Linked DNA regions of Homo sapiens: all the other regions are linked to region 1. A link is a loop called in an ENCODE intact Hi-C map of the cell type or tissue named here. Cell type or tissue: CD4-positive, alpha-beta T cell. All regions are shown on one strand. Links, peaks and the distances in the headings refer to the core of each region. The heading gives the core; the rest is flanking DNA. Region 1 overlaps CLYBL (citramalyl-CoA lyase). Region 2 overlaps GGACT (gamma-glutamylamine cyclotransferase). Region 3 holds the start of CLYBL-AS3 (CLYBL antisense RNA 3).

Region 1 (10,928 bases), core at 3,357-8,356:
GGTGAGATACTCCAGCTCCTTTCTGTCTCTGCCATGGCTCATGCTGCTGCTTCTCCCTACAGAGCCCTCCTCTCATCTTCCTTGAGATCTTGCTGACCAAATATCTTCTCTTCTGATGACTTAGCAGTCACCCACACTGCCGTGGGCCAGCAGACACCCTTCCTCTGCCTTCCAGTAGCTTTGCCCAATGTGATCTCTGCTCTTTGTACCCTGTGCTGTCTCCCATGTTAGATCCAACCACCTAGGTCATAGCGCTACTGCTGGTACCTGATTGCAGGCCCAGCATCTGTCTTGGTGCCAAGCACATGACAAGAACTGAATAAATAGGCCAGGTGAGGTGGCTCACGCCTGTAATCCCAGCACTTGGGGAAGCCAAGGCGAGTGGCCTGACGTCAGGAGTTCTAGACTAGACTGGCCAACATGGCTAAACCCCATCTCTGCTAAAAATACAAAAATTAGCTGGGCGTAGTGGCGCATGCCTGTAATCCCAGCTACTTGGGAGGCTGAGGTGGGAGAATCGCTTGAACCCAGGAGACGGAGGTTGTAGTGAGCCAAGATCACACCACTGCACTCCAGCCTGGGTGACACAGCGAGACCCCGTCTCAAAAAAGAATTGAATAAATATTTTTTGAGTGAAATGGAATTCTGGGTTGTGGCTTTCCATCAGTTAAGATTCTTGGTTGTGGCCAGGTGCAGTGGCTCACGCCTGTAATCCCAACACTTTGGGAGGGAGAGGTGGGTGGATCATGAGGTCAGGAGTTTGAGACCAGCCTGGCCAACATGGTGAAACCCCGTCTCTACTAAAAATACAAAAAAATTAGCCAGGCCTGGTGGCACGTGCCTGTAATCCCAGCTACTTGGGAGGCTGAGGCAGGAGAATTGCTTGAACTCGGGAGGCAGAGGTTGCAGTGAGCCGAGATCATGCCATTGCACTCCAGCCTGGGCGACAAAGCAAGACTCCATCTTGGGGGGAAAAAAAGATTCTTGGTTGTAAGCAACAGACACCACATCTGGCTTTGGCAAGAGGGGGTTTTCCTGGAAGGATATGGACACATTCACACCGTCGGTGGAAAGCAACTGTAGGCATGCCGACATGAATCCTTCTCCATTGTGTCCCTGCTCAGCCACGAGAACAGTGTGCTGCCAGGGTGCTCAGTCTGTAACTCTGCTCAGGATGCAGGCTCCAGGGAGGGAGTGTCCAACTGGGCTAATAGGGCCCACCCTTTGGCTCTGGGAGAGCTGGGCTCCTTGATGATAATCCCAGCACACTGTCAGCTGTGGGTAGGATGAGGCAAGTTCCTCAGGGGGTGAAGTGTGTTTTGGGATAGTCAACAGCCAGTGACTGTTCACCACAGGACTAAACCTTCCATTTCCAGTGCTCCAGTGCCCCAACTGGCCTGTCTGGTGTGATTTGCCAAGTGTTCTGAGCAAGCAGGGAAGTTGTCCATTAAAATACAGATATTGGCCAGACATGGCTCACACCTGTAATCCCAGCACTTTGGGAGGCTGAAGCGGGTGGATCACTTGCACTCAGGAGTTTGAGACCAGCCTGGGCAATATAGTGAGACCCTATCTCAATTAAAAAAATAAAAAGCAGATATCCTGGGAAGGGATAACACTATAGCCCCTGCTAGCCAGCATTGATTTGCCAAAAGTAGGACCTGTGGGTGCAGGATCCAGAGTAGCCATGGATGGATGAGGTGCGAAAGGGTCCCGAATGTTCCAGCAATGCTACCCAAATGGCAAGTGGTGTCGTGGCCTCTTTCACCTCCATACTCAGGGAGAAGCCACTCAGAGGCCTCCACATAACAGGCAGGCTCTCGCCTGGGTGTCGGAGGTGAGGATGCTACTGAAGCTTATTGCTTCTTAAGAATCAATCAAATCAAAACAATGGATGCCCTTCTCCCAAGTGGAAGGGCTGTGCTGGCCACCTTGTATGACTGACACAAAGTTGGGAAGAGTTGCAGTCATGAGCTGGGGAGACACACCCTAAAAGCAGATGAGCTGGTGGCGGTAAATAACACTCCCATGACGACAAGTGGGCTTTGCACGTGTGTGGTAGCAGGGCATGGCCCTGGGGGAGGTGGGGCTACCTGAGGAAAATCACAGGAGGCAGGAATGTATACTGTTTGTTGGGAAAAGACAAGCCAATCTGAAGGGCAAGGGTTTGTAGAGGGGAGTGGTGGAGAGTGAGGTTGGAAGGGTGTTTGGGTCCAGTTGTAGACAGCCTTGAATTCTAGGCAAAGACTTCAGATGTTGTTTTCTAAGCACTAGGAGCACCTGTGGATGTTTCAGAATGGGAGTATCATGATGGATGTACTATTTTTTAAAGAGCAGGAATAAGCAGCAGGCCACTGCTAAGGAATCTGTGTCATGAGGCTGTTAGCCTGGGGACAAGGAGGACCGGCCAAAAAAAAAAAAGTCCTGTATATAAGGGGGAGCACCCAGCACACTTAGGTTCCAGACCTCCATTCCTAGCAACTCACCTGTAACTCCTGGCAGGGGTCTCTGCCTCCCTCTACTCATCCAAAGATCATGGTGCTTGTTCACCAGCCTTATGATGATCCAAAGAAATAGTGATCTTTCATGTTTAAATAAACCTACTTAATTACGTGCATCTGTTTGGAAATTCAGACACACCACATGAGAAGCTACTGGGACTTTTTTCTCCTTTTCTTGGCTTCTCATTTGTTCTCTAGCTTTTTCTTTTTTTTTCATCCTGGCCAGTTATTAACCTTCTCCTCCACTTTTGAGTCTCATAATTGTCCAGATCTCCCAGGACGCTGACAGTGTGGTTTTGGTTCACTTGTTCCTTCTCCTGCTCAAATTTCAATTGATTCAAGGGTGATATGCTGGGTATGATGGGCTGGACATGCCCATTTTCATTCAACTCATCCATAACTAGGATATAAGTGAGGATACAGATTTGGGTGTTATGGCCAAAAGATCTTCAAATACAATGACTTTATCAAGGATAATTTCTTCCCCCCTCACTTGAAACATGGTTAGGTGGTGCAGGGCTGATAACGATGGCTCAGTGAGGTCTCAGGCTCCTTTAGCTATGGTTCTGCCAACCTCAGCACATGGCACACATCTTCCCCAAGGCGGCTGCTTGGTTTGCTCCCACCACGTGGGGTAGGGGGACACATGCCTTCCTTTATGGGGACACTATATTTCTGCTCACCCTGACCACATCCCATCAATCAGAACTTTGACCCATGAATACACTCAGATGCAGGAGAGGCTGGGAAATGTTTTCCTTAGCTGGGCATCCATGGACCTCTCCCTGGGTCCATCCTAGAGAGTGGAGTAGCAGCATTTGCACCCCAGACCTGAGGGGTAGCTGAGGCTGGGCTGGCAGTGGGGAGTGAGGCCAGGAGCTTGGATGTGCAGGCTGGCATGTCCCACACATATGGGGCAAAGAGGAGGGGCTGGCTGGGGCTCGTGTCCTCCTCCGTACCCTCATCCCAAGCCCCAGTGCGGTAGGGTGGGCTGCTCCAACCCAAATCTTCTTCTCCCAAGTCTTCTCTTTCCCAGCATATTATGCTGCTTCCATTTCACCATAGTTTCACTCACTATCAAGGTCTCCAAAGCAATCCCATCATCTACATATTACTTGATTGTTGTGTACAGGGTATTGGGTGAAAATGAAGGTGGGCAGAGCACATAGCCTCCAACCTCAAAGCCAGTAATGTGCCAGATGAAAGGTAAGTCACAGTCTTTAGATTCAGTAGCATTTTAACAAAACTAAAATGTCAGGCCGGATGCCGTGGCTCACGCCTGTAATCCCAACACTCTGGGAGGCTGAGGCGGGCTGATCACGAGGTCAGGAGATCTAGACCATCCTGGCTAACACGGTGAAACCCTGTCTCTACTAAAAATACAAAAAATTAGCTGGGCATGGTGGCGGGCGCCTGTAGTCCCAGCTACTAGGGAGGCTGAGGCAGGAGAATTGCTTGAACCCGGGAGGCAGAGGTTGCAGTGAGCCGAGATCGCGCTCCGAAGTCCATTCTTTCTGTGCAGTGGCTGATCTATCAGAAGAAGAACCCCCTTCCCCACCAGGCCTAAGAACCCATGGGAGTGATGGCCCAGCACTATGGTGTTGCATTTCTTTCTTTTTTTTTTTTTTAGACGGAGTCTTGCTGTGTCATCCAGGGTGGAGTGCAGTGGCGTGATCTCGGCTCACTGCAATCTCTGCTTCCTAGGTTCAAGTGATTCTCCTGCCTCAACCTCCCAAGTAGCTGGGATTACAGGCACCTGCCATCATGCCCGGCTAATTTTTGTATTTTTAGTAGAGACGGGGTTTTACCATGTTGGCCAGGCTGGTCTTGAACTCCTGACCTCAGATGATCTGTCTGCCTCGGCCTCCCAAAGTGCTGGGATTATAGGCGTGAGCCACTGCGCCTGGCCTGGTGTTGCATTTCGTTACTGGCAAGATGATGTATGCTCTTTCACGTGCCCACATGCAAAGGTGTGACTCATGGAATGAAGACAGCTCAGCAACCTCTAGTTGCTGGGACAGAAATGCAAGTCAGTGGGCTCTGGCCTTTCTCCCAGGCTGTGTTGCCACCTTGGTGGCTGGAGGGGCGCTACTAGGGGGTGTGCTTGGCAGAGCCTGGGGTGGCGTCCTCTTTCATCCCACTAAATAACACATTGGTGGCTTGATCTGCCATGAAGCTGACAATCAGAGCAAGTATTTGAAGCCTGGGAAGCTGTGTGGGCCTTGCTTGTGGGACCTGGTGTCAGCTGATGACGTGGCCCTGTCTGGGTGCCCGTGAGTCAGATGGCAGGGATGGCCTGACATCATGAACACTAGCTCCACCTACGTCACATTGGACTTGACTCTTTACAGAGCACCTAGGAAGAGATATTGATGAGTGAACCATTGCCCAGTCATCGAGTTAATTATTTCCCCCCAGAAAGGTTAACATACTGAGGACAGAGAGGGCATGTGTAGGCGGCAGGGCGCACTTTTCATTTAGTCTGGTTCGCAGGTGCGGTCAAGACGATTCCTTATTGTCTTGGAGCCAGCCCTTTTAAGCCTTCCTGCACAGCTCTGTGACAGTCTCGCGGGGAGACCTGTGAGGCCACTTTCCTTTTTTCCAGACCCACCCCCACCTTTGAGATTATCACTCTTCCTGCTTTGTTTTCTGAGGCTTTTTGGCTTTTTAGTTTATTTGTAATTAGAGCAGAAAAGGTACAGTAATCGGATAGAAGGGTTGGGAGTGATAGAATGAGCCAGGATGCGGTGGAGAAATGGGGTGGAGAACCCCCAGACCTTAGGGTGGCGTGTTTGTCAGGGAGTAGACCAGGGTGCAGTTCTAGGCAGACCACTAGATGGCACTCACACATTGGTGTTCAGTCGGGTCCACGGCACTTTCCACTTTGGGCTTCTGTAAAATCTCCCCATGAACTAGCCAAAGCTTTGTATCTGTCATCCCGCCATTTGTCCCTCTAACCTCTCTTGATCGTCTACAGATAGGTATATATATATGTTCCTCTCTAGTTCATTTTTCTCTTAACATTTAGTGACCTTAAAAACCTGGCAGAAATACCTTCAAAGCCTCCCACCTTGTTAGCTGCATTGCCGCATTTTTACTGTTCTCCTAAGCCAATGTTTACATGGCAGTAAATCCATGTTTAGAGTAGGTAATAGAGAAACCTGTTTCTCTCTCAGTCACTCTGAGGGTATGTTTGATAAAGAAATGGAAATTGAGAGGATGAGTTATTAAAAGGATTAATAGGTAACAAATTTTTTTAAAATTTCCATTCAAAATTATGGGTTGGTAAATTGTAAGATACTTAAAATTAATGAGTTGTTTTATCAAATCATTTTCTGTTGTTAGAGAATTTTCAGCAAGCTGAGATTCAAATGCAAAATGTCTTATTGCATACTGCTGGCTCTAGGAAGGAGGAGGGACAGACAGGAAATCATGGTTGATGTTATCTTTACCAAGGTGCATGTGGTGTGAAAGCAAAACCCCATCTTAAATTCATCATCCGTTCTGATGTTGCACAGAAATGAAAATTAATTTCTATATGTCAACTAAAATGGATTCTGCTCCTGCCTGGTTCAATTCTGTCTTAGCTGCGTGGACATCTTGGGGAGCTGCTCTGATGGTACATGCAGACGTGCTTCATCTGTGCACTTCTTAGCTGAGATAACAGTGCTCCGAGCCCCACTGTTAAGGTTAACCTGTATACTGCAGAAGGACAACAGATGGAAATTCTGGTTTGCAGCCACTGCAGAAAAATAAAAACATGTTCCAAAGGGAAAAGGATCTTGTATTTCTGCGTTTGAACCTTTGATCCGCATTCACATCTGAAGGGAGGGCTAAACCTTTTGGTGGAGACACATGGCTTTGCATCTGTGAAAACACAGCTGTATAGAGCAAAACAAAACTAGTGGAAAATACAATGGTTTTGCTGTGTCAGGCTCACCGCTAATGCTTGAATTCTATATAAATATTGTCTTTTGATAGTTCTTTCAAAAATCTTTCTTGACTTTCCATATAATTGTCCAATAATGTTATTCTTTTAAATTCAGATTTGGGGCTTTTTAGGATTAAGGCACAAATGTCTCTTTTCTTTTAAAAAGGCAGTAAAATAAACAGATTGTAGTTAGATCATAATAACATCTAAATTTTGACCTAATTAGAGGGGGAGATGGGGAAAAAAACTCTTTAAAAGAAGATTAAGGTAAAGTTCTAACTTTATCCTTGATTCTGAATTTTTTTTCTTTTTTGGAAATATTGCATACATTTTATACTGCAAGTTACAATGTGAAGGGCCTTTGAAGCACTCTAAAGAGACTTAGCTGCTTTGTTTTGAGCAATTAAGGTTTGTTATTGAGTGAATTAAGCAGCTCTGCTGTGGCTCATCTGTAAATAGTGGTCTTCAGCGAGTTTCTTGATCCGCTTTTCCCAGGAACAGAAGCCAAGTCGGCTTCCTTAGGAGCTGCTCGCCCTGAGTCTCCATGTTTCCTCGCAGTCCGGGGCAGAACCCAAGCCCGTGCCTTCCTCGCCCTGCCTTCGGAGTTTCCTGCTATTGACCTGGCGGGGCGCGCCAGCCCTCCCTGCCCGCTGGTGCCGCGGTCCCTCTCGGCTGCAGCAGTGGGGCACAGGGACGTCATGGACAAAAGACGAGGATGCCAGTTCGATGTGCGAGCAGAAGGCCGCCTGCGTGCGCTCTGCAGAGCAACCGGCCCGGTTTCATAAGGGGCCGCCGGCAGGGGACTGCCATGGCGCCCCCTCCTACCCTTTTTGGCACCAGCAGCTTCATCCGCAGGCCCACTCGGGGTGAATAGTGTGGGAGCTCTCAAGAGAAAGAATTTTAGGTTTGTCGATAGTAATCACCACCTTCAGCGCTCCTCCCACTGCTGGAGAGACCGCGGACTGGGTGACAAGTCTTCCAGGCTCCCAGAAAGTTTCTGCTGCAAAGCGCAGGGTCCGCCTCCCACTTCCAGGAGGGACCAGGAGGGAACCATCGCGAAACCCCGAGGCTGCCGGGGACTCTGACTGAGGCCTTTCCTCCTGTGTCCCTCTCCCCCACGCCGGCCTCCCCTCCTTTCAACTCTCTGCGCTTTGAAACCGCGGAGTTGGGGTAGCTAGGCCCTCCAGCCCGGCGACAGGCCTCGGCCACAGGCAGCGGGGCGGGGTGTGGACAGGAACAAGGAGGTGGGGTGGGGAGGAAGCCTCGGGCAGAGCAGGTTCTCTGCGGAGTTTCGGCAGCCGGGTTTATCCATTTTGATTAAAGAAAAGTAAAAAAAATCCCCCAAAACCAAACAACAAAAACCCTCTCCCAACCCCCAACCCGCCTCCACAGCTGCATTTTGTTCCTGGGACTGTTGGTGTCACCAGAGCCTCTTTTTTTATGCAATCCTAGACTCCATTGCAAAGGACTTGTAAAGCCTATTAATTTTTCAGGCAAAACAGATCAAGCCTGCCTTTGATGCTGCTGTTTCCTAATTTAGTATTCAAAGGTAAAGAATCCTACTACCGTCTCTTCACTTTTTACATAATTAAAAGAGATTTTTCCCCCAGGGGCAAAGAACTAGTTGCTTAGTATTTTTTGAAGTGAAAGGTCTAACTTTATATCACATCTGTTTTTATGCTCTTTCCTAAACATAACCAATATTTACTCTTTGCTGGTACTTAGTTGCATGCTATTCACCCTTGCATTTTAATTTCTGACAGAGAGGGGATTAGTATTCCTCTTCTAAATCATCCTCTAAGCTATGTGTGTGTGTGTGTATATATATATATGTATATATATGCGTGTGTGTGTGTATTTCTCCTCTAACAAACTGAGAGTGCAATTTAAAAAACTGTAGAATCAGTGATTGCCCTAACTTGTGCATGACTCTTGATTTCACACAGGAGCATTCAAAAGTTCCGTTAAGTGGGCTTTCACAGGTTTCCATCTGCTGTGTTTAATAGCAAATTGCGACCCTTCAAACCACTTCAAGGCCTTTTGTGTTCTTATCTGTGCATTTCAATACTTGCTGGGGAAGTGCCTTCAGTTTCACTACATATGCAAAAAGCCAGGCTTGAATTTTTTGACACCCCCTTTTCATTTGTTGGTGGAGTCCTGTTTTCTATTGTTTGCTTGTTGATGTTGGCAAAAGTCATTTATTTAATGATGCCAGGAATACTATGCCCTATTCTTTATTGGCAGGAAATCCTAAAACATCCGGGAGTAGTTTAAAAATTAATGCATGCCGTTGAAACTTACATATTGGCATAGTTTTATTTTCCCATCATAAGGTAGATGATATTTTAAAGGTATTATATAGTAATAGTCACCAGAAGCCAATTAAAACCACTAGGATTCTATCAAAAACCTGTTTGGCGGCATAAATAATTGATATGTGGAAATAAAGCAGCATTCTCTGGGCAGGGGCCTCCTGTACAGACCTGGGTGGCGTTAGCAGTCTCTCTTCTGTGAACCAGGGGGCGATTTCTGGGCATAATATCACCTGGATTTAAAAAACTTAATAATAAGGCCACACACGCATTTTTAAAAAAACTTCCCTTGCCTGTGGAGACAGAGAGGAGATAGCGATGTTATTTTCAGGTGTTTGAGCTTCTTAGAGAAAAAGAAACAAATACCAGACTCCTTAGGAGCTAGGTGCGAATGGAATAAATTGAGGCACTCCAGCGACACATCCAGCTTGTTTTAAATGATGTGATTAAAAAGGACATCTGAGAACAAATTTATGAAGTTGTTATGGCAACTGAAATACTTGGATTGAAATGTGTGTATCTAAAACATGAAAGATTGCAGGAAGCCGGAGAAACAAGCAAAGCATTGTGTTTGGGAAAGGCAATTGAACAGTGGTAGCCAAATATTATTCCTCTGTCGGTCATCCTTCAGGGTAACTGCCTCGGTTTCCACTTTTAAAAACGTGTGGTGATTGATGCTTTCATGGACTCTGTTGCCCCAAGTCCCCAAGCCTTGTACCAGCGTTTGCTCATTGGTCCTTTGACCTGTTGAGAACACAATCTCTGTATTGTGTTCAATGCAGGGATGCATTTAGAGTTGCCCCTGCATCTACCCATTAAGTTTATACTCCTGTGTTCTCATATTAACGTCTGTGTTTGCGAATAGTCTCTCTAGTCTTTGATTCACTAACTCCCCCAATTCTAACCCACCAATGGCCACCAACAAACAGCCACACTCAAAGGACTCAACATATTTAAATATTCCCTAGAATTCTTTGCTCTGTTCTAAAAGCTATGTATCCCGTCTACATAATTTGATTCTATTGTAATTTCTCATGGTTTTAAAATTTTCCTTACCAGTACTTGTAAGAGTATTGAATAATTGTTTCTTTCAATCACAGGCAAGGATATTTAAAATTAACATGTGGAAATGTGTGTTGCAGTGTGTTGAAAAATCAGTACTTGAAGTCACATCTAGAATGCTTCCGATTTTTTCCATCATTAGATTTCAGATGCAGTGTCCAAAAAAATTGTTTTTAAAAAATGTTGCTACAAATTTCTTGCAATATATTTTGGGTTTTTCACTTTAAATGAAAAAATAGTTAAGTGTCAATTTTAGTGATTTTAGTAGACCATCCCATTAAAAATATGCTATTTTAATTGAAAAAAATTTTTGACAAAACACATTTACACCGAAAAATTCAAACAAAATAATTTCTTCTTTAACAATATTGATTGTTAAATGTTGATTACCAAGTTATTTGGTCTCCTTAATTTTAAGCATAATACTCTTTACTTTGAATAGTCTTAATCCCTAAAGCAAAGCAAAGTAAAAGAGAAAAAAAAGTAGAAGAATTTCCAGAAAATTGTAATTCCCTTAAACCATGAATTAGAACTTTTTACTCTTACTGTAGTTACTCTAGTTTTTTTAGTTAGACATGAGGGTACAATCAAACAGCTTCTTTTTTGTAACAGATTGTTTTCCTACTTCTTGAAAAACTGAGATCAAAACATTTTTCTATTCTGTTGCAAAATTAACTGTTGTTATTCTGTCAGACGAGTTATTCACTCTAAATGTCTTTTTAAACCTGTATATTTATTTTTTTATCCCTTTTTGCATATGCACATGGAAGTGATTCCATTTTAATATAACTTTTTTATTTTGAAAACCCATAGGTTGAAGATGATATAATCAGAGTAATAATAAGGATGCTCCAAGTATATTAAACATAAGAATTTGGGGTCTTTGTTACGGAAATAGATTTCCTTTTTCCTTTCTTTAGTCTTACTGTTTTAAGGATTTTTTTTAAAGTATGATTTTGATGCTTCCAAAGTGGTTGCTATTTTATTTCAGGTGGGTCATTTGATAGTTTGTTGATGTTTTCAAGGTCTCTAAACAAAGTCTGATGTGTTAACAGTCTTATTAACGATGTTAAAATAGAATTAACAGCTTGTGGATGCCTCCAGAGCACAATAGCCTGTCAG
Region 2 (9,928 bases), core at 2,081-7,080, 890 kb after region 1:
CTGGACTCCAAAAGCCTCTCTGGCTCTGTCACTTGCACTGACCCCAAGGCCCAAGGGAGGTGACCCTGTCAAGTATGGTGGAGGACTCAGGCTCTGCAATGGCAGAGATGGTTTGCAAAGCACCCTACACTTCCCTATGCTTTTTGTTCCCTACTTGTTTTAAATTTTATCTGATAAACCAAATCCTTCTCTGTATTTCCTGTTTTTTAATTTGTGGAGTTTTAAAAATTGTGATAAAATACACATAACATAAAATTTATCATAACTATTTTCAAGTGTTCAGTTCAGTAGTGTTAAGTATATTTGAGTTGTGAAAAAGGTCTCCAGAACCTTTTCATCTTGCAAAACTGAAACTTTGTACCCATTAAACAATAACCACGGAAAGCAAAACCACAGATAAGGAGGAATTCCTGTTCTATGCTATTTTGATTACAGTAACTTTATGATAAGTTTTGAAGTCAGGAAGTATGAGACCTCCAACATTGTTCTTTTCCAAGATCACATTGTCTATTTAAGGTCCTTTGATATTTCCATATACATTTTTGGATTGGGTTTTCCTCTTTCTGCATTAAAGGACTGCATTAATCTGTAGATCACTTTAGGAAATATTGACATCTGAACAATATTGTCTTCCAATCCATGAACATGGGATGTCTTTCCATTTATTTATGTCCTCTTTAATTGCTTTCAGCAATGTGTTGTACTTTTCAGTGTACACATCTTGCCTGCTTGGTTAAGTTTATTCCTAAGTATTTTATTCTTTTTGATGCTATCATAAATGGAATAGTTTGTCTTTTCAGATTGCTTATTGTTAGTGTATAAAAATGCAATAATTATTTGTGTGAATTTTGTCTCCTGCAACTTCACTGAATTTGCTTATTAGTTCTAAAAGTTTTAAGGTGAAATGTTTACATTTTCTATACAGGACCATATTGTTTACAAATAGAGTTAATTTTACTTCTTACCTCTGACTTGGATGCCTTTTAAATTTCTTTTTCTTGCCTGATTGCTCCAGCTAGGACTCCCAGAACTATGTTCAACAGAACTGATGAAAGCAGCATCCTTTTCTTGTTCCTGATCTCAGAAGAAAAGCTTTCATTCTGGCATCACTGAGTATCATGTTAGCTGTGGGCTTTTCATATACTGCCTTTATGATGTTGAGGTAATTTCCTTCTGTTCCTTTGTTGACTGTTTTTAAATCATGAAGTTGTGTTGAATCTTGTCAAATGCTTTTTCTGTATCAATTGAAGTGATTGTGTGTTTTTTCCTTCATTCTGTTAATGTAGTGTATTACATTGATTGATTTTCTTATATTGAAACATCCTTGCATTCCAGGAATAAATCCCACTTGGCCATTGCATATAATCCTTTTAATGTGTTGTTGAATTCTGTTTGCTAGTGTGTTGTTTAGGATTTTGGCATCGATCTTCATCAAGAATATTAGTCTGTAGTTTTCTTTCTTGGAGTGTCTTTGGCCTTAGTATCAGGGTGATGCTCAACACTGAAATGTTCCTTCTTCTTCATTCTTTAGAAGAGTTTCAGGAGGACTGGTGTGAATTCTGTAAATGTTTGGTAGAATTTACCAGTGAAGCCATCTGGTCCTGGGCTTTTTTTTTTTTTTTTTTAAGTACAATTTCCATTTTATTTTTCTCCAGAGAATAGCCTGTCTTCAGTCTTTAAGAACTCAGCTCCTTACATGGGCTTTGGTGGGGGACGTGGGGCAGCACCCGCAGGTCTAAATCGAGGTGGGGGTGTTCGGTCCTTGCGGGCTTCACGAGATCGATTCCTGACTACTTTGCTGTGAATTGCACAACTCACACAGTAATGTAGCTTCACATACAGCTTGGGAAGCACATAGGCATCGAAGACGCTCGCTTCAGAAATGTCCCTGACTGCTGCGGCCTCCACTATGTTTCGAATGACGAATTTCTTAATGGCGTTGTCCTTGGGCACGCATCGGGCACAGTTAGTGCAGCGAATAGGCTGCACGTGGCCGCGGCCCTTTTTGGCACGACCATTGTTCCTTCTTTTCTTTGTCATCTTGGAGGCACGGACCGGAGAGAGAGTGGGCTTTTCTTTTGGGGGAGATTTTTGACTGCTGCTTCAGTCTCTTTACTAGTTGTAGGTCTGTTCAGTCTCAGTAGGTTGTGTCTTTCTAGGAATTTGTCCATTTCATCTAGGTTAGACAATTTGTTGGCATAATTGTTCATAATATTCTCTTGGCCTTTTTATTTCTGCAAGATGTGTTGTTCTGTAGGACGTGATGTTTTCTCGTCCATTTCTGGTTTTAGTTATTTAGATCTTTTCTCTCTTTTTATTTAAGTTAAAGGTCTGTCAATTTTGTTAGTCTTCTCAAACAGCCAACTCTTGGTTTAACTGATTTTCTCTGTTGTTTAAAATTCTCTTTTTGTTTATCTCTGCTCTAATCATTACTGTTCCTTTCCTTCTGCTAGCTTTGGGTTTTGTTTGTTGTTTTTTGAGCTTCTTATCTCCTTGTACTCTTGTTCCTTGTCTCTCATGTTCAGCCCATCTCCAAGGGCTGCTGTGAGGATCACAACCAACAGGACACATGAAAAGTCTATAACACTGGCCAGATGCCTCTCAGAACCGCAGCAGAATGTGCCTGTGATTCATTCTGGCTGAGAAAATGTCGGGCTCCTCTTTGGGTGCACCAGGCCCCTGGGCCGGGCTGGGAGGGGTGACACTGCCACTGCAGAAGGGGATGCCACCTTCTGAGAGCCACATGTTACTGTGTCTTCAACCCTGCCCCCTCTCACCATGCTAGTTTTTTGTTTGTTTGTTTGTTTTTCCATGGCACAGGGTTAGAGTCAGGGTCTCAGATAAAATGTAAGGGCTTGGTTTAATGAGTAATGGTAAGAAACGGCTGTAGGCAAGCCATCTGAGTTTTTCCAGATTAAAACAAGTATTTCTCTTGGTCTCTACCTTAATGTGAAGTAATTGCCCCCAAGTCAGCCCTGCTGCATCAGACACAGTGTGAGCCCAGCCCTTGCAGGGCCAGCATCAGGAAAGGCAACCTCAGAATTCTGTAGATGGGCATTTAGGGACAGAGTGCAGGGCAAGTATCAAACAATCCACTGTGCCATAACAGGCCTGACTTGAGTTCCTGCCTCCATCCCTGAGCACCTGTGGGACTTTGGGCAAGTGATTTCAAGTTCTTGAGCTTCCATTTCCTCCTATTTACCCCAAAGAGTTACCCTCCACTGACTGCCGACTGTGCAGGCATGAGCACCTGATGAATGTGAATTCCCTCTTCCCCTTGGCCCTTCCTTATCCCTGCTCCCTCCTCAGGTCTCCACTTAACTCCATCCTTTATCAACATCTTCTAGAAATATCTACTAGCTATAGTCTTCTCAAAAATAAAAATGAACACATTATAAGTGGGAGAGGGCATCAGGCATATCGAGTAGTGGTTGTGGCCTTAATGATTTTCCAAAACCAAGAAAAATGCTTGGGAGGGTGATATTACGTAGAAATGAAGGTGATTAGGCCACAGAAGGTTAATTCCAACTCTGGAAAATCAGTTCAGTAATTGTCTTCTGCAGAAGATGATAGCTTATTTCTGTAAAATAAAACCAGGCAATAAAAGTTAACCTTCATTTCTAGGAAATAATCCAGCCTGCTAGAATGACCAACTAAAATTTTCTACATTTTATGTATTGAGTTCAATAGCATCCTTCATAACATAAAGTTAGTTTGAGAACACTACTTATGCAATAGAAAAGAAAATAGCCTGCATTTCTGGCTTCTGTCATAAGAAAAACTTCATTACCTTTCTGATTGTGTTTTGAACAACACACACAGATCCTAACAGGAAGAAACTTGTCCCCATGGGGACTGAGCCAGGATCAGAGTTAAGCACTGAAACAAGCAATTAATTCCCCTTAGAGGATTAAGGCACTCAGGTTCACTTTGAATCAGAAAAGCGAATCAAGAATAAAATGGTGTACAACCAAGAGGCTGCCAGTCCAACTTACTAAGTTAGAGAACTGAAGAGCAACCCCGGGTGCACAGGAGAAGCAGAGCAGCCGCTGACCCCCCCAGCAAGAAGACGGGTAGGGTTTGTTTCATGGGACAAGATCGTCCTTCATGACGCTGTGGAAACGTTGGGGAGAGCACGGTTTGTGCCCTAGGACGCTGGCCTTACTCTTAACAGATCCAGTCCACGAAAGTAAATCTAAAAAGCGTGTTCCAGCCTGCCACGCTGTCATCCCTCGTGCACGGATTTCCTCATAGCATCTTACTGTTAATACACAGAATCAAAGAATGACATGCATGAGACCTTAACATCAGTTTGGAGAATTTTACTTTGGGTTCCTAGAGCCAATTCTGAGGGCACTGAACATCTCTGCAGATGTCGTTCCCTGATGCTGATGTGTTAAGGATAAGGGCGGCCTGCTGCTGTGGTCAGGATTCAGGCATCCTCCACTCTGGAAATCCAAGAGGCCAAAGCTGAACCTCTGTCCCAAAGCTAACTGGTCCGGACAATAGCGGCATCCAGGGGACAGCATGGAGGTGGAACAGGCTCAGAGAGTCTCCAAAAGCTTTAGATCAGCAAAATCTGGTTTCCCATTGCCAATATTTGAGAAAATAAGAAGACTCATGAGCTGTCCATCTGGTCGGGCGCTGCCTGAAATGCCTGTCACTTATTCAGCAGTTCTCCTTCTTGAAACGCAGTCCGTCTATAGTTTCATATTTCACCACTGAAGCAGAACTTGAAAGTGATTACGAGTCCTTTGCATAACTGTTAGATTTTTTTCTTGATTTCTTTTTTCTTAGCCACCTGGTGGCAAGAGTGTAAAAGGCAGGATTTAAGAGTTTATGATGATAGTTTACAAATCACAACCACTTCATATGCCTGGTACACGTTTAAAAGCATGCATACGCAGACCAGGTGAACCGAACAAGGAAAGGGCTAGTGTTTAACTCTTCTTAAACTAATTTACAAAAGGATTTTAAAAAGACACCAGCTTTTTTTTTTTTTTTTTTTTTTTTTTTTGAGACGGAGTGTCGCTCTGTCACCCAGGCTGGAGTGCAGTGGCGCGATCTCGGCTCACTGCAACCTCCGCCTCCCAGGTTCAAGCAGTTCTCCTGCCTCAGCCTCCTGAGTAGCTGGGACTATAGGTGCCCACCACCACGCCTGGCTAATTTTTGTATTTTTAGTAGAGATGGGGTTTCACCATATTGGCCAGGCTGGTCTCAAACTCTTGACCTTGTGATCCGCCCACCTCGGCCTCCCAAAGTGCTAGATTGCAGGCATGAGCCAGCACGCCTGGCCAACACCAGCTTCTAACATAAAAACCACCTTTATAAATGGTGCCTCAAGAAAATATTCATCTTTATATGAAAATTTCATGACAGGAGGAAATGTTAGTAAAATCTGTATGTCATCATGTCAAAGCATCTGTTTTCTCCACATGATATATCAAGCCAGTAACAATGCATACTGCCAGTTGGCAAGTTAAGACTTTGTTAGAAAAAAGTAAAATGATTTAGACTTGGGTAGCATGAAGCTCAGGCCCCTGCCAGAGGGGCTCTGCCACTGGCCAGGGAGAAATAGTATCAGAATCATAAACTCCTGGTCCAGAAGGTGGCATGGCAAAGAGCTTATCTCTATCTTTACATTTGCTGCATTAATTTGCTTTTGTCATTCAATACCTCGTGTCAAAATTGGCCCCAGCAGATCCTGGGCCCACCAGACTCACGAAGGGCATGGTGATCACGGCTGTACACTGGTTTCAAGGACACCAACTGCTGCTCTAGTCCTTCTGTGACCACCAGCAGCCCCACACTGTGCCAGCCCTGAGCAAACGCAGCCATTCTACATGGTGGAGATGGAGTAAGAGTCACATGCGATGTTGTGCACGTTTCCCCTAGAGAGGGTTTTTCTTACTTTATGGAAACCTTCTTGTGTCTCATCAAGTAGCCACTTCCCCTCCCTCCCCCACTGTAACATTATTTTCCCTGGAGAAAACGCCGAGTGTCTGATATAGTTACACATTAATTCTTCAGAAGTTTCTTAGAACTGTAGGAAACAGGTGAAAAAACAAAATGCCTTGAACTTTCAACCTGTGCCTGGCCTGTGTGCGCGAGGCGGGCCCTAAGGTCACTCTTCCCCGCGCGGCTCGGGGCAACGTGCCAGGGAGGGCTCGGGCCGCATCCTGTTGGCTCTTTGATGCTTTCGTTTTGTCGCTTGCTAGTTTCTTTACAGCAAAGGCAAGGGCTTCCTGCTAAGGCAGACCCCTCACCAGCCCCACTGCATACCCCGGAAAAGTCCCTGGCAAAACACCTTTCTTCCATTATCTGCACCGGCCCCGGTAAAACGCTGGCGCCTTTGAAATCAGAGGCCAGGGTCTCCTCTTCACAGTTCGCTCAAGACACTGAACACTTACGGGTCTGTGAAATCAAACGGACACTTGGTCCCTGATGCCACCCCAGGCCTCCTGAATGCTCCTCAGCAACCATCCCTTGAGTTTTTACTCTTTGGCCATGCCAAATATAAATAACGATTTTTTTCATGCCATATCACTTTAAAGGCAATTGTGTTGCCACCTTTAAAATGTTCAGTGACCAACAACGCAGACATGACCATCCCCTGCATCCCCATGTCTGCTTCAAGTATGGAAAGGAATCACTGGAAAATCCCAAGATGCCAGGCCAGGGAACGAGCTCTATGCAAACAGGCAGGATGGAGAACCGGCCAGGGCCATGGCCCCAAATTCCAGGCACGGCAGCAGGAGCGGAGGTGCTGCCAGCCCCTGCTGCCTCCTGGTGTGACACTCAGAAGGCGCAGCGGAGGCGGCAGCAGGAGGCAGAGCCAGGAACACATGCTGGGCAGGCGGCCAGCGGCCCAACACTGGAGATGCCGTCAACCTCGTCACACAGGGCCAACCTGCAGGCACGGCCTCAGGAACCTGGCTCCACTTGCCGGACCTACCTGTGGCTCACGGGGGATCAACGCCACCCCCAAGGGAGAGCCCTGACTCCATGCCCACCCCATGCCAAGTGCTTTACTTACATTCTTCACCTGGTGCTCCAAACCACATGGTGAGGCCGCTTCACTCCCAGCTTCTCCCCCCTTTTGCAGATGGGGAAGCTGGGGCAGAGGTGAAGTGACTCACACACAAGGCGACCCAGGCAAGGGCAGCAGAGCCTTCACGTCCCTTCCTGACCTCCTTCCTGACCTCCACGTCCCAGGGCCCCTGGAGGAGGGCACCCCCTCACTGCCCCCAAGCACTCCAGGGCCCCAGGCAGCCAGTGGCCTGGGCTGCCCTCATACCAGGCTCCAGTCACATCTGCCGTGGCCTCCTGAATCTAGAAGGTGCCCTCAGGGTTTATTAAGCACACCCTGGGCTGCCTGCCTGCCTGGCATGTGCCATGGAACTGGCACTCAGAAGCTGCCACTATCCTGAAATTCCCGATTTTGTCTTTGTATTTTGTAAGCAAAGCGAAGCCTGCTGGAATAACACAGCACTCCTGTGAGTGGAGAGCCCAGGAGTGTGGGATCGTGGTAGACCCAGGGTGTGGGGCTTTCTGGCATTAGGGTGAAGCTTGGGTGAGCTGCTGCACTTCCCATTGCAAGCAGAACCTGTTCCCCCTACAGAAGGAAGTAAGGGTTCGGAGAATTCAGACACCAAAGGCCCCATCATGTCCCTTCCTACACATGCGTCAGCCAACCACATACTCGGAAAATGACACAGAAAGCCAGGGCAACCTGCTGGGCCACCCAGAGTGCCTTTCCCCCTCTTTTCCTCCATCATCAGTAGGTGAAGGCAGACAGTGTTGATAGAATATGTGCACCTCAAGAGGTGAAAAACAGCTCAGTTAACTTTCTGATAAGAATGAAATAGATGGCCGGGCACAGTGGCTCACGCCTGTAATGCCAGCACTTTGGGAGGCCGAGGCGGGTGGATCACGAGGACAGGAGATCGAGACTATCCTAGCTAACATGGTGAAACCGCATCTCTACTAAAAATACAAAAAAAATTAGCCGGGCATGGTGGCGGGCGCCTATAGTCCCAGCTACTCGGGAGGCTGAGGCAGGGGAATGGCGTGAACCCGGTAGGCGGAGCTTGCAGTAAGCCGAGATGGCGCCACTGCACTCCAGCCTGGGCGACAGGGCAAGACTCTGTCTCAAAAAAAAAAAAAAAAAAAAAAAGAAATACGCATGTGTAAGTTATGAAAACTGTCATTTCTGTGATTCCACGAGTTAAATGCACTGAAACTTAAAACTGATATTGTACAACATAAACATAAAGATGAATGAAAAACTCCATGCTGAGAATTTTGTAATAAGGAAATAGACTGGGTGCGGTGGCTCATGCCTGTAATCCCAGCATTTTGGGAGGCTGAGGTGGGGGGATCGCTTGAGCCCAGGAAGTCAAGGCCACAATAAGCCATGATCTCACCACTGCAGCATGGGCCTCAGAGTGAGACCCTGTCTCTGAATAAATAATAACAAATATGGAATATGTAATAAAATAATGTTTAGTTTTTAACAACTAAAACCCTCCATGCCAAGTTGCGAGGCTGAGCTGCGAGTCAGCAGAGGAAAGGGCTGCCGCCTCTTCTAGGTCTCTCGACTGCACCTTTTCTTGCTTTTCGAGCAAGGGAGTCGCATGGCCCATCCTCATGCCTCTAAACCACAGCTCCTCGAGGGCGAGGTCTCGCCTTCTCTTCCTTTCACCCCCCTACGTCATCTGGCACGGCCCGGCGCATGCAGTAGGCACTTCATAAATACTGCAGGAAGCCAAGGGGCCATCCCACTCAGCCCAGATTCCCAAAGAGGCACGATGGGCCTTCAGGCTGTTGGGAATCCTTCAAGTTCTCCTTGTCTCTCAAACCCTACAGGTTCAAACATAGCCCTGGGGGCACATTCATAGGCCCTGGATTCAGTGCCGGCTCTGCCACCTCTTCCTTCCCACAAGACAACCAGGTCTCCAGACCCTCAGACCAGGCCCGGGAGCAGGGCAGAAGCAGGACGTGCAGAGTAGCCAGGCGGGATGTAATCAGCCCCCATCACAGCCACTGACAATGAACCTGCAAAACTCACCTCCCGGGACAGCACCCAGACCAGAGGGGGTGGGGTACTTGCTGCCGCAGACACAGGGCCCTCTGGGGAGATGGAAATGCTCCTTATACTGATTGGGCAGCGGTTCCATGGGGGATACATTTGTCAAAATCATTGACCTATCTGTGCACTTAATCTGTGGATTTTGTTGTATGTAAATTATACCTCAAAAAAGGTAATCTAAAAACAAGACTGAATGAGCTCACGGGAGGCAGGCAGGCCCCGCGCAGGCCTGGTCTGCGCTTACTGTCACTCGTGTGCGTTCTTGTCGGAGCTCAGCAGGCTTCATAGCCCCGAATCAGAAGCTGAAGCTCCTCATCTTTTCTTTAGGGTTTCCACAAGTACCCAAGTCTGTCCAAAGCATTTCTACAGATTTGTGCTGGCTTCCCTTACACTCACTTGCTTTCTGGAGACATTCAATAAAACAGGACAAGAACGAGACATCTCTTGGCAGCAGGGTCAAGGTCGAGCAGGCCCAGAGGCATGAGATGGCCGTAATCCCTGCAGGCCTGGGCACTGGGGTGGAGACCAGGGCCTTCTCTGCCCACCCAGGCCCCATGCACACCAGCTGTTGACTAAGCAGTGAGTTCCCACGAAGAAACACAGCAAACGGTTTGCCTTTTAGAGTATTTTTCCAGGCCTGCTGGAAGACGGTGCAGCAATCACACGCTGGCAGTTGCTCAAAATATGTTTATTCTGCCTGGGGCAGCAAAACCCCGGGCAGCCGGGAAAAGCCAAGAATCTGTGGCTTGTCCCAGCCCGCTCTCCACTTGTTAAATAGGACACCCAGGTCTGGCTGATGGCAGGCAACTTCTCGTCTACCTTGTGTGCTCCCAAAGG
Region 3 (10,928 bases), core at 3,590-8,589, 300 kb after region 1:
GGATTGGGAAGAAAGAGGCATAATATGAATATCACTAAGAAAACTTCGCAGTCAGTATCCAGATTTTCTAAATCAACCACTTCAACAAATTCTCTGCCAGCTCATAAAATGTCTCCTGACGTGCCTTCCTTTCTCTAAACGATGCTATTTTATTAAATGGTGTAGGAGCTGGGAGAGAGGGGAGGAGTAGAGAGACAAGTCATGGGTGAATATTTCAATTTTATTTTCATTGTAGCTTTTCTCAGTCTTGCTTCCTTCAACACTGTCCTAAATTTGGCTAGGTCTGATAATTTCCAAGGTGGGATTTAGACATGCTATAATTGTGTGTGTGTGTGTGTGTGTGTGTGTGTGTGTGTGCACCTGTCTGATCAATATATATTTAACATGCACAAGTATTCTGTACACTGGAGCAGAAATGTGCACAACAGACTCAAAGGAGTATTTGTGTTTATCATGTTAGGCTCCCAGGTATTTTTAAGAAAATCATACTTGGCTTTATGCTTTAAGATTTCCTTTTCCTGGTAATTCTTCCTGAAGCCTGACCATTGTAACTTCTTCAGCACAGACTCACTGGGGATGGGGGAACAGGAGTATGCAAAGTTACAAACCACTTTTTATATTTTAAAAGGTGCTTCTCCCAGATTGTTGACCGGCTGGTTGATGGTCCTTATCCGGATCAATTTCCTGTTTTTCAGGCTGACCCAGACTCTCAGACCATGGCGGGGTGAGCAGCAGCTGGGCAGCTCAGGGAGCTCTGTCATGCTGGGGACGGGGGCTGAAGGGAAACCTTTTTTTTTTTTAGGCTGAGTCTTGCCCTATCGCCCAGGCTGGAGTGCAGTGGCACCATCTCCGCTCACTGCAACCTCCGCCTCCCTAGCTCAAACGATTCTTCTGCCTCAGCCTCCCAAGTAGCTGGAATGACAGGCGCACACCACCAGGCCCAGCTAATTTTTGTATAGTTTGTACAGATGGGGTTTCACCATGTTGCCCAAGCTGGTGCTGACCTCAAGCGATCCTCCCGCCTCAGCTTCCCAAAGGGCTGGGATTACAGGCGTGAGCCACCGCGCGAGGCCAAGAAAGCCTATTTTCAAACAGGATCCTAGCTGCTCCTGCCTCTCTCATCCTTGTGTCCTGCAAGCAAAGGATACCTAGGACCCTGGGGTAGAGGCCAAATGACCCGGGAGTCAACTTTGAGAAAAGGAGGCTAGGGAGAGGAACAGAATGGGTGTCTGATGGTGAGACCTGAGGAAAGGTGGAAGCAAGAAGACTGGGGGAGTGAGACAGCTGCAGGCTTAGGACACCCTCCTGAGAGCCCAGAGCACTGTGGCGGCGTTGGCTCCCCAGACTGGGGGCCTCAGGAGAGCTCGCGACAGGCTCCCCAGCAAGCTAAGCTCCCACTCCCGGGAGTACAACCGCCCTCGCGCAGGTGTACGCCCAGACACAGCCATAGCCAGCGGCCTCCAGGTCTGGGGCTGTCCAGAGAGGCCTGGGGGCCACACCCCAGCCCTCTGCCTCCCCACCCCCGCTCCAGGACGGACCCTGTCTCACCACAGGGCCACAGAACCCTCTTCAGTCCCACCAGAGAACAAACACTCCAGACACTGATTCGATCTGTACTGAAACCACTGGTTAGAAAATCCACAAGGCAACCACCGCCTTCGCACATTCCCTACCTGCAAGTATTGACCCCGATCAGCCAGGCCTGGCCGCCAGAACCAAGGTAGAAACTCAGGACCCGGTCCTCAGAAGCTCACAGCCCCAGGGAGTCTAAGAGACTGACCTCAAGGATCCCCAGGAGCCACTGTTTCTTCTGGAAGCCCTCTGGAGGAGCGTTTTTCCCCACGGCCTTTCCTCGCCTCACAGTTGTTCACACTCTCCTGCTCCTGGGGGAACCCAGGCCGGCTCATCAATGACCCCTCGCCTCCCCGCCCTCCTCCATTTCCTGAGCTGGGATAGCCCCAGAAGTTGAGCGTTTCCTATGCTGGAAGGACTTCCAGCTTGGAGCGGAAATCGGGGCCGGGGCAAGGACGCAGGGGCGTGTCGCCCACGTTTCTGGCCCGGCTAGCCGCAACTCCTTGGATGTAAACGAGATTTGGCCGGCGCTGCGGCGTGTGGGGAAAGATGATTACACTCGAAAGGAATCACGACTCCTTGCGGAGCCATTACTCGTGCCGCTCCGCACGCGCAGGTTCTGGCCCGGCTTTCAGCAACTCCCCGCTCCTCGCTAACCACTCGCTCGTAATTTGTGGGCCGCAGTGGAGCTGCGCCCGGGGCTGCAGCCCCCCAATTAAAGCACTTTTGCAGCTCGGACACCCAGAGAGCTGCCTCCGCGCACGCCAGGCCGGCACCTCCTGCTCCCACTCCCCTCTCCGCCCAGCCGTGGGCAGCTGAAATGGATGTGATTTCACGCACTTCCTGCGCGCGCACACACACATGCACACATGGACATACACTTGCACACACGCACAACGCGCATTCCCCCTCCAATGCCGCCCGCACACGTGCGCGAGCCTGGACGTTCCCCTTTTGTGCTCGTTTTGCAGGCCCAGAGCTCCTGCTGCTGGTTTTCTCCTTTCTCTCCTTCATCGCCTCTTCCTTCGCCACTTTCCTTCTGGACCCTCCGGGCTGGCTCCTGCCCCTCTGCCCCGGTGGCGCTCTCGCCTATTCCTCCCGGGAGGAGCCGGGGCCGCAGAGGTGCGCCCTGCACGCCCAGCGAGGGCCGAGTTCTGGGACGGCTGGGACCAAAGGGCTGGCCTCCGGCCTGCGCCCTGTTTGTTTTCCTTTCGCCCCCTGAATACTAGATTGAGACGTAAAGATTACCCGGGCCGAATAATGCCGGGAGTCAACACTCGAGCAAACAAAAGTGCTTGCACAACTAGTCAACCCCGCTGGGACCCGGGCCGCGGGCTGGGGGAGAGAACGCGCTCCTCGCTGCTAATTACAAATAAATGATGATGTGCTCACTAAGTAATTGATTTAATGAAGTTCCTATGAAACTATTAAACCCGGGTGGAGGTCAGGCTGGAGGCGCCCCAGAGCGCCCATTGTGGGCTGTTTAACTCCACCAGGCTCCTCGGAAAGACATCGGGGCTAATAGGTGAAGTCACAGCTGCTCGCGCTGACTTCTCGGAGCGCCCGGCTGGCCGCGGGCACCCTCGCGCCCTCTTCTTGTAGCGCCCTTGTGCCCCGCCGCCCGCGCCCCGCGCCGGCCAGCTTACCCACGCCACTCCCAGCCCTGTCGCCAGCTCCCGAGGGCCTCTCCAAAGGGATCCCGGGTCTCGTTAAGAGCGGGAAGTTGAGCACTGAACTTGTGCTCACCGCCAGCAGTCGGCGGCGTGCACCGCCGCCCACCCCTCCCTCCTCACTCCACCCCCGCCACTTCGTGCAGGAACTCCAACCAGTGTGCCACGCAGGGTGCTCGCGAGCTCTTGGCAAGGTGCCTGGATCCCGAGCGTGTGCCCAGTGCACTGGCTGGGGCTGGGCTGGGGGGGTTGAATTGCGCGTGAGCGTGTGTGTGGGGGGGGTGGTAGGGAGGTGGGTGTATGCGTACGAGAGAGAGTGCGTTCCGGGCCAAAAGGCCATCTTTCTGCATCCGTTATCCTGGCCTGGGCCCTGTTCATGCAAAAAAGTAGAGGAGGTAGGGACAGCAGAGAAGAGGAATGAGGAAAGATGTGCAAAACAGATCACTCAGGTAGGCGGTTGGGCCTGGGAACTCCAGTCCTAGGCTGTGCGGGAGTGGGCTGCTCTGGCGCGGCCCTCTCTCGCTGCCCCACCGCCCACCTCTGCCCGCGTCCTGACCCGGCCAGGCGTTCCTTGGCCCCAGAGCGACGCCTCCAGCTGCCAATGGGGCGTAGGGCCCCAGGCCCGCATCTCAGGGCTGTCTGAATGCGAGCTCTCCGGCCACCCATTGCGCTCAGATTCCAGTCTCTGCAGGAAGGGTAGGGACTAGTTCTCCTGCAACATGGCTCTTGGTGGAAACATGACCCGCCCCTTATCCAAAAGGCCAGAGGGAGCCCTGAATGGACACATTTTAAGATGGAGAATCAGACATTGCAAATGGATCAAAAGCTAAGGGTGCTAACCACACACACACACACACACACACACACACACACACACACACACACGGGGGTGGGGGTGGGGAGGGCATTTTACTGCATCTCCCCCCACCTACAAGGGGTCGTGTGGTAAAAGAGAAGGCCCACATCCAGGTGAAACGCCACATAGGGAGACGGGGGCGCCTGTTGGGCTTCTGGCTGCAGAAATCAATCTGCCGGGATGCCCTGCCCCCTCTGCCCAGCCAAATCTTGTCTCTCTTCATCAAGAACTGATAGTTAACAGAGTTTCTCAGAGCATGCATTTCATTTATGCCACAGTCAGTTGGCAGTAAGCTTCATTCCTTTTTTTATGTTAGGAATTTTCAACTGCTGAAACCAATTTCCATTTGACTTTGAATCAAACACTTGCAATGGGGGGCAGGGGAAAGGGACATTTTGGCGTGGTTGTTGGCGACTTTAAAGAGAACTCCACTCCCGCCTGGATCTTTGGTCTCAAAGAGGGTCTCAACCTCTGACTTCGGGGAATATTGACAAAAATCAATTTGAGTCTTGCTTGAGGTCTCAGTTTCGCCATCTGTAAAATTGGATCTGGAGATCCTTGGCTGAGGTCCTTTGGGCTTTATTTGTTTGTGATCTGTGAAGGGGACCGTAGGGAGAGGTGGAAGTCAGTCAAGACGCCTGTTTGCACCAAGCTTTTGTCTTTCTTTGTAGAAGCGAGTCCCTTTGTAAAATAACGCCCCGCCAGCCTGCCTAATGGATTTGTGCAGAGCTAGAGTTTTCATTTTCCCCACGCAGGAACGACGAAAGAGAGGGGGTCTTCCAACCCAGCGAGTCCCGCTTGGCCCCGGTTTGCCAGCGGCGCTCTCCAAAATGTGCCAAAAGCTGTGCTTGGGGCACTCTCTCGACCCCGCCCCGGGCAGCTGTTCCCATTTTGTTCCCGCCTTCCCTCCCCTCACCGCAGTCCCTCGTATTCCTTTAACGCCTGCTGCTGACTGCATCCCTGCTGCCCTTAATGTAGGATGGGCACTTCTCTTCAGCCTCCAAATGAGAAGTGACATTTGCACTCGGCTCAGCCAACGCGTGAGCAGAGCGCGGGGGCACAGGCCCATTGACCGAGCGCGGCCGAGGGGCCGGCCGGCTGGGCAGCATCCGAAGCTGCCTTAATTAATACCATCTTAAATAGTCCAGCAGCCACCGAAGACAAAGTTGAAGAAAGACTTTAAGGCTGAGTGCCCCTCGACAAGCTCTTTTTCCCGTGTCATTCAATATTTAATGCGCCCGCTTGTAATGCTACTACTGGTGTTCCTTTCTCAGCAAGGACATTATTTTTTCACGGTGCCCATAGCCAGGGAAAGCCCTTTAGGCAAAGAAAATCAAAATGTTTGTTGTTTTGGATGACTTATAACTCTTGTTTAACACAAGCACTTTCAGGAAAGTATAACAGGCGCAGCCTCCAAAGCAAACAACACAATCCTTGTGACAGAGTCGGACACAAAAAGCACATTGTCTTGCGGACTACCCCTTTTCTCTGGTGCTAGATGGGGGCCTGTCTCCGAATGAACACCACGATGCCATTTCACTTTTGAACTATTGTTTTTGAGTTATGCCATGTGGTCAAAAGGAGCGAGAAGGGGGTTGTTTCCAGGCTCATAAGACAAACGAGTTGCCTTTTCAATGAAATCCCCCCGCGATCCTTGAAAACGGAGTTTAAATGTCACCTCCGCCTTTCTAATGGGCACAGGGCTGGAGGCGACCCTTCAAAGCGCCTCGGTGATGAACGACCCTTATTAAATATGGCCCGAGCTGCTGGGAAAGTCCCGCGCCCGGCCGCGCGCCCTAGAGCGCCCCTCGCCGGTGGGCCCTGGAGGAGCCGGGCCTCCGCTGCCACCGAGCGGAGTCCGGGCCCGCAGAGCCCCAGCCCGGACTGGCGAGGGGGTGCAGAGGGAAGAAGAGGGAAGCCTGGACGAGGGGGGGCGTTGTAATACAACTTCTTATCTGCCGACCCCAACACGCCCGTGCGCCCCCAGCCCCAGAGCCTCGGCGTGAAAGGTTGGTGCGTTTCCCCCCTGACTCTTTTTGTCCGCAGCCGAGTGGCGTCTGCGAGTCTGAGCTGCAAAGTTACTGATTTGCAGGCTGCATGTTAAGGCAGCCCATGTAAGTAATTTCTCTGGGCACCCCAGCAAAGGAGAACAAATCGCTGACAAAGGCGAGCGCTTTCGATTCAGCGGCGTCGTTAAGGCAACCCCAAAGTATTCCTCCTATAATAAGTTCCACTTCAAAGGGTTTCTCATTCAGCGGTGACTGCTTCGCACTTTTATTAAGTCCGGGCTTTTTCACTCGGAGGAATCATCTGTTTGGTTATTTTTCATCGTGTTTATTTTTCACCATTCACACAGTACTTGTATTAAATAAACAAAGAACAATCGCTCTGCAAATAAAAGTACTTAGGTGGGGAGGGAAGGAAGAGGAGCTGGGGCTCTGGCGCCCCTGCCCCTCTCCCCCACCCTTCGAACATCACCCACTCCCCACCCCGACTCTCCTCCGCTCCTATCCTCCTTTCTTCATTCTTTCTCTCCCCTTTCTCTCAAGCTAGGAGGTTCTATGGAAGAATCTTAAACGCTGAATATATATATATATGTATATATGTGTATATATATATGTATATATGTGTGTATATATGTATATATATGTATATATGTGTATATATGTATATATATGTATATATGTGTATATATATGTATATGTGTATATATGTATATATATGTGTATATATATGTGTATATATGTGTATATATATATAAAATTTCTGATGAGGTGCAAGTGGACTGAAGTAACTTGGCATGAAAGTAAAAAGGTCACTGCAGCTGTGTCTCATCGACTGTCTCGAATCACAGTGGCCCCTCTGCCGGCGACTCCCCTGGCCCTGCCCACTGCCACAGCGATCCTGACGCTCCGCGTGGATGGACCATAGAAGCAGTAGTTTGAATTTCCAAAAGAAAAAAAACATGGCTTTGAACTTCTCCCTGCCTGATTAGGCACTTGCAGTGTATGTTAATGTGTGCTCGGGGAGTGCGTGGGTGTAGGGCTGAGTTTTTGTCTACAGAGGGGAAGTGTACTGGGGTCCCCAGGGCAGTTTCACCTAGGGTCCCCTGCCGGCCTGCCTGTGCCTCCAGACCTGGAAGGCTTCCGTGGCTGGGCATCCTGTTTTGCTACACTGTGGGTGGACTGGCAGGCCAGGAGTGATGTGAGGGGATGAAAGTGCCATTAATAATAAGCGGCTGGGTTGTTTTGTTTGCCTTGTGATCAGCCTTCTTTTCTGCTGGCTTAAGGTGATCACTTGAGAAACCAGATGTCTCCCCTGCCCCCTCCCCAGGAGCTGGATTTCCTAACCCAACTGGGATTTAAAAATACTAGTGGCCAGCACCTCTTGTCCCATTTCATAGACAGACAGAGAGATGACAGATGATAGATTACTGGGTGGGTAAAACCACAATGGTCTCCAAAACCTTCCCCAAAGTGGAAGAGATCACTTATGAGAGTGTAACATGTTTGCAGATAGTTGGGCCTCCTCTTTTCCTGTCCCCAGTGTTATGATGCTTGTGTGGCCATCTCCAACTCCTTAAGAGAATATAATTCCCACCCTCAAACTCTATGGAGTTTAGATTTTAGGACCATTAGCTTTACCAAGAGCATCCTGAATGGGGAAAATATATATACATAAATTTCAAATAATTGTGTGTTTGAAGATTCTCCTAGCCTGCAAAACAAAGGTAGATGATTTAAACAGTATTTGCAAGGGCCACGTTTTGCCTAGGGAAGATGAAGTCTTTGATGATAGCCAACTTAGTGTCAATAAGTGGCTTTCTTTGAGACATATTCAGATGGGAACGTCTTGCTTGCCAATTGCCATAGAAATCTTAACACACCATGAAGATTGTCCGAGCGCCAAGCCTTCCGTTCTGGACTAAATTACTTTGAAGTGGCGCAGTACGAGCAGTGGTCAATTTTAACTCTATAGACTGGACAGAGAATGCTGGGAGTGGGAGATTGTGCGTTTTAAAGCAGAAAATAAGAAGGGGAAACTTGTTTTATACACTCTATACAAGGTTCTGCTCATTGTCAGATATCTTTTATCTTTTATATTTCCCATGAATGATTCATGTCTTGGTGGCTTTGTGTCACCCTTCTTTTCACAAGAAACTTCATTAGAGAGCTATAAGTTTTCCCATTGATTGGGGCCCTCATTTATGAGTGTTTTTCTCCTTCGTGTGCTGGTTATTGTCATCTGAGTTAAAACAACTCTTTGCAACCTGTTTCACCTTTACTACATTTAACAAACCTGACTTTTAAAAGCCACTATAACCTTTCAGAGAAATGCTTATTGACATTACTAGCAGTTGCTTTTAACTATCTGACTTTTATCAGTTTTGTATCTGCTAACAAAAACACAAGCAAACATCCAGCCTTGTAAATGTGCATAGCCAAACACCTGCATTTAAGCCACTTGAATATTTTGCTGCCATGCAAGAATCTAATTGTTCAACACACCTGGCCCAAAATGCTGAGCTTAAATTACCAATAGCCACTCAACTTCCAGAACAAACTACAGTAAAATTGCATCTTGATCTCCCACGCCATAAGAGGCATTTGATGCCCACTACTCAATTTCATTCAATACCTATCTCAGCCCCTGACTGATTTTGCTTTCACCTTCTTTTTGTCTAGAAGCCTCACCGTCCCTTCCTCCACATTTTCTTTATTCTTTTTTTTCCTTTTGGAGGCTGGGCACCAAAGAAATGCTAAAATTCACTTTTTGGCTTTTCACTGATTAGAATCAATCAGGATATTACTTATTTTAACAAATAAATGCAGTAACCCAAAAGATTTATGCTACTGTAAGTATAACCTGCAAGGCTTAGTCTTCATAAATATCTGTGTTTCCTAGATAAGCTTGTAAGTTGTTAAGTTAAACCAGGCTGCAAAAATATTGTATTGCTTGGGGAGAGGCTGAGAAATCAAGAGACCAAGGGAAGACATTCACTCCATTAGCAACCTGTTCTATTTGTATGAGAGATATGCCATTATGTAAAACATAAGCAATAATAACAAGAATACCTTTATTAAATTTGTTACTTCATAATCATTCTTGCTTGCTCTCTATTGGAGGTACACATTTTTTTTTATTTTAGGTGTATCAAGAACCAATAAATCTGTGGCAAAGAGTTAACCTATGCATGGTAAAATACATAAAATACATATTCCTTTGTTTCATAATAAATAAACCTGTAGCATAATAAAGAATAGTGCAAACTACCATTGAAAAAGTTGTATAAATAAAACAACTCATTATACATCAGGAATATTTTGTTCTAATAAGTTTACGATACATAAATTATCCCCCCAAAAGTTCATACCTTTTCTATTTGAAAGGGCTTTGAAAGTGAATAATATGAAAATCAAATAAACTTTTAAAATGTAAAATTATCTCATATTCAAGTTTTAAGGTCTTTTTCTTTATAAAGGAGGGTCTGCATGTTTCATATTCATCACAACAATCTGAAGACAACATTGAAAGGCTTTCCAAGTGACAGCACCATGCACTGTACTAGTAATATAATATATCTATAAACTATATATAATCTTATCAACACAATGCAAAAAAGACATGCAGGAAGAGTCTTGGTTTTCACATTACGTTGTTCATTCAAGTAAGCTTAAAAATATATTTTTCCATTTTCTTTCCTTTTTTTTTTAAATAAACCATGGATCATAAATGACAATCTTTCACCAAAATGTATAATATAATTCTTTGGTGTGCTTTGAACTCTTCCAGGAAAGAAAAAAAAAAAGGATGATGTCTGAAAATAAATTAATTCAACTGTACAAATAATAGTGTTCACATACAAGTTATTAACAATGACAAGACTACATCAACCACTCACAGCACACAAAACAAATTTCTACAAACCCTGGGGAGGGGGTGTCTTCGGGGTCTCTAAGGATAAATTAGTGCTCTTTAGTGTATCTGTAGGATGTTTCTGATGGACTACATTTTGCACAGGAGATGTGTTGTACCAACCGAAAATAAATCGACTAAGAGTTATTGTCCTAGGTCCTTGACCTTTTTTATCCTAGCTTGACAGCTCTGGCAAAGGTCACACATTCATCAGTGTTTGGTGGTAACTATAAACCTTTTAAAAATTTTTAATATGTATGGCAACTCCCTCCCCTCTTTTAATGTAAATCATACACTTCACACACTGTCATTTTCAAATGGATTCCAGTTTGGTGTGCTCAGTGCTCAGGTGGAAGAAAATGCATTAAAATGCAGTTTCAGGCATTGAAAAATAGACTTTTTAAAAGGCTGATACAACAGTATAAAAGAGGTGTTGGCCTGTTTTAAAAACAACAGCTTTCCAAAAAAATAGGCATGATGCCATCATCACACCTCCTCAAGACTTGACTGTGAATGTTGGCATCCCAAAGAACTTAGGATCGAAAACAGAATCTCTTTATTACACAAGAAGTTTGGACACAGTTAGGAGGCAGTATCTGAGAATTCAGATAAAAAAAAAAAAACATATAGGAAAAAGAAAGCACTTGAATTTCTTCTATTTTATAAAATATCACAGTTTCACAGTTGTCTTTTGCAGCAGCTTTTCTTCTCTCCACTTTTGCTTGAACAATCACAGTAGCACAAGATATGGAGATATATTAAGGTTGCTGCATCTTTTTTTAAAATCACACAGTAGGATACTGAAGAAATAATCCTGTATAAAAATATTGTATTAAGCTAAGATCAGTAATAAAAGAGTGGAAATTAAAAATTACAAATATTAAACTCAAAGGGTTTTTACAAATGTTTTTGGA

What was found. Peaks named below come from ENCODE experiments on the same cell type or tissue, not always from the same donor. Only the 100,000 strongest peaks of a DNase experiment are listed, where the experiment ranks them.
Region 2: it touches region 1 in a loop (12-fold over the local background); 16 of 110 quality-filtered maps call a loop at or near these places.
Region 3: it touches region 1 in a loop (4-fold over the local background); 7 of 110 quality-filtered maps call a loop at or near these places.

Annotation. Positions count from the first base shown.
Region 1 is chr13:99,650,966-99,661,893 of GRCh38, forward strand. All of the region lies in intron 1 of CLYBL (citramalyl-CoA lyase), which reads left to right. Among named protein-coding and RNA genes, the nearest start is that of MIR4306, 13 kb to the left of the region's middle. RefSeq lists enhancers at 4,148-5,347, 7,248-7,337, 7,348-7,397, 8,278-8,793, 10,438-10,928. In CD4-positive, alpha-beta T cell, for the core only: CTCF peaks have their summits at 5,327 (motif pointing right), 5,527 and 7,873; DNase peaks (open chromatin) are centred at 5,356, 5,946, 7,056, 7,816 and 1 weaker place; H3K4me3 peaks cover 2,899 bases; H3K27ac peaks cover 2,499 bases.
Region 2 is chr13:100,538,209-100,548,136 of GRCh38, forward strand. All of the region lies in intron 2 of GGACT (gamma-glutamylamine cyclotransferase), which reads right to left. It also overlaps the pseudogene RPS26P47. Among named protein-coding and RNA genes, the nearest start is that of GGACT, 46 kb to the right of the region's middle. RefSeq lists enhancers at 4,678-4,857, 6,288-7,011, 7,012-7,734, 8,483-9,161, 9,162-9,839. In CD4-positive, alpha-beta T cell, for the core only: a CTCF peak has its summit at 4,781; a DNase peak (open chromatin) is centred at 4,763.
Region 3 is chr13:99,953,865-99,964,792 of GRCh38, forward strand. It overlaps ZIC5 (Zic family zinc finger 5), which reads right to left. Exons shown (of 2, transcript NM_033132.5): 2 at 9,100-10,928. CLYBL-AS3 (CLYBL antisense RNA 3) reads right to left here and starts at 3,301. Exons shown (of 5, transcript NR_120421.1): 1 at 3,219-3,301. RefSeq lists enhancers at 2,381-3,356, 3,357-4,331. In CD4-positive, alpha-beta T cell, for the core only: no CTCF peak of the experiment used is centred there; a DNase peak (open chromatin) is centred at 6,237; H3K4me3 peaks cover 384 bases; H3K27me3 peaks cover 4,502 bases.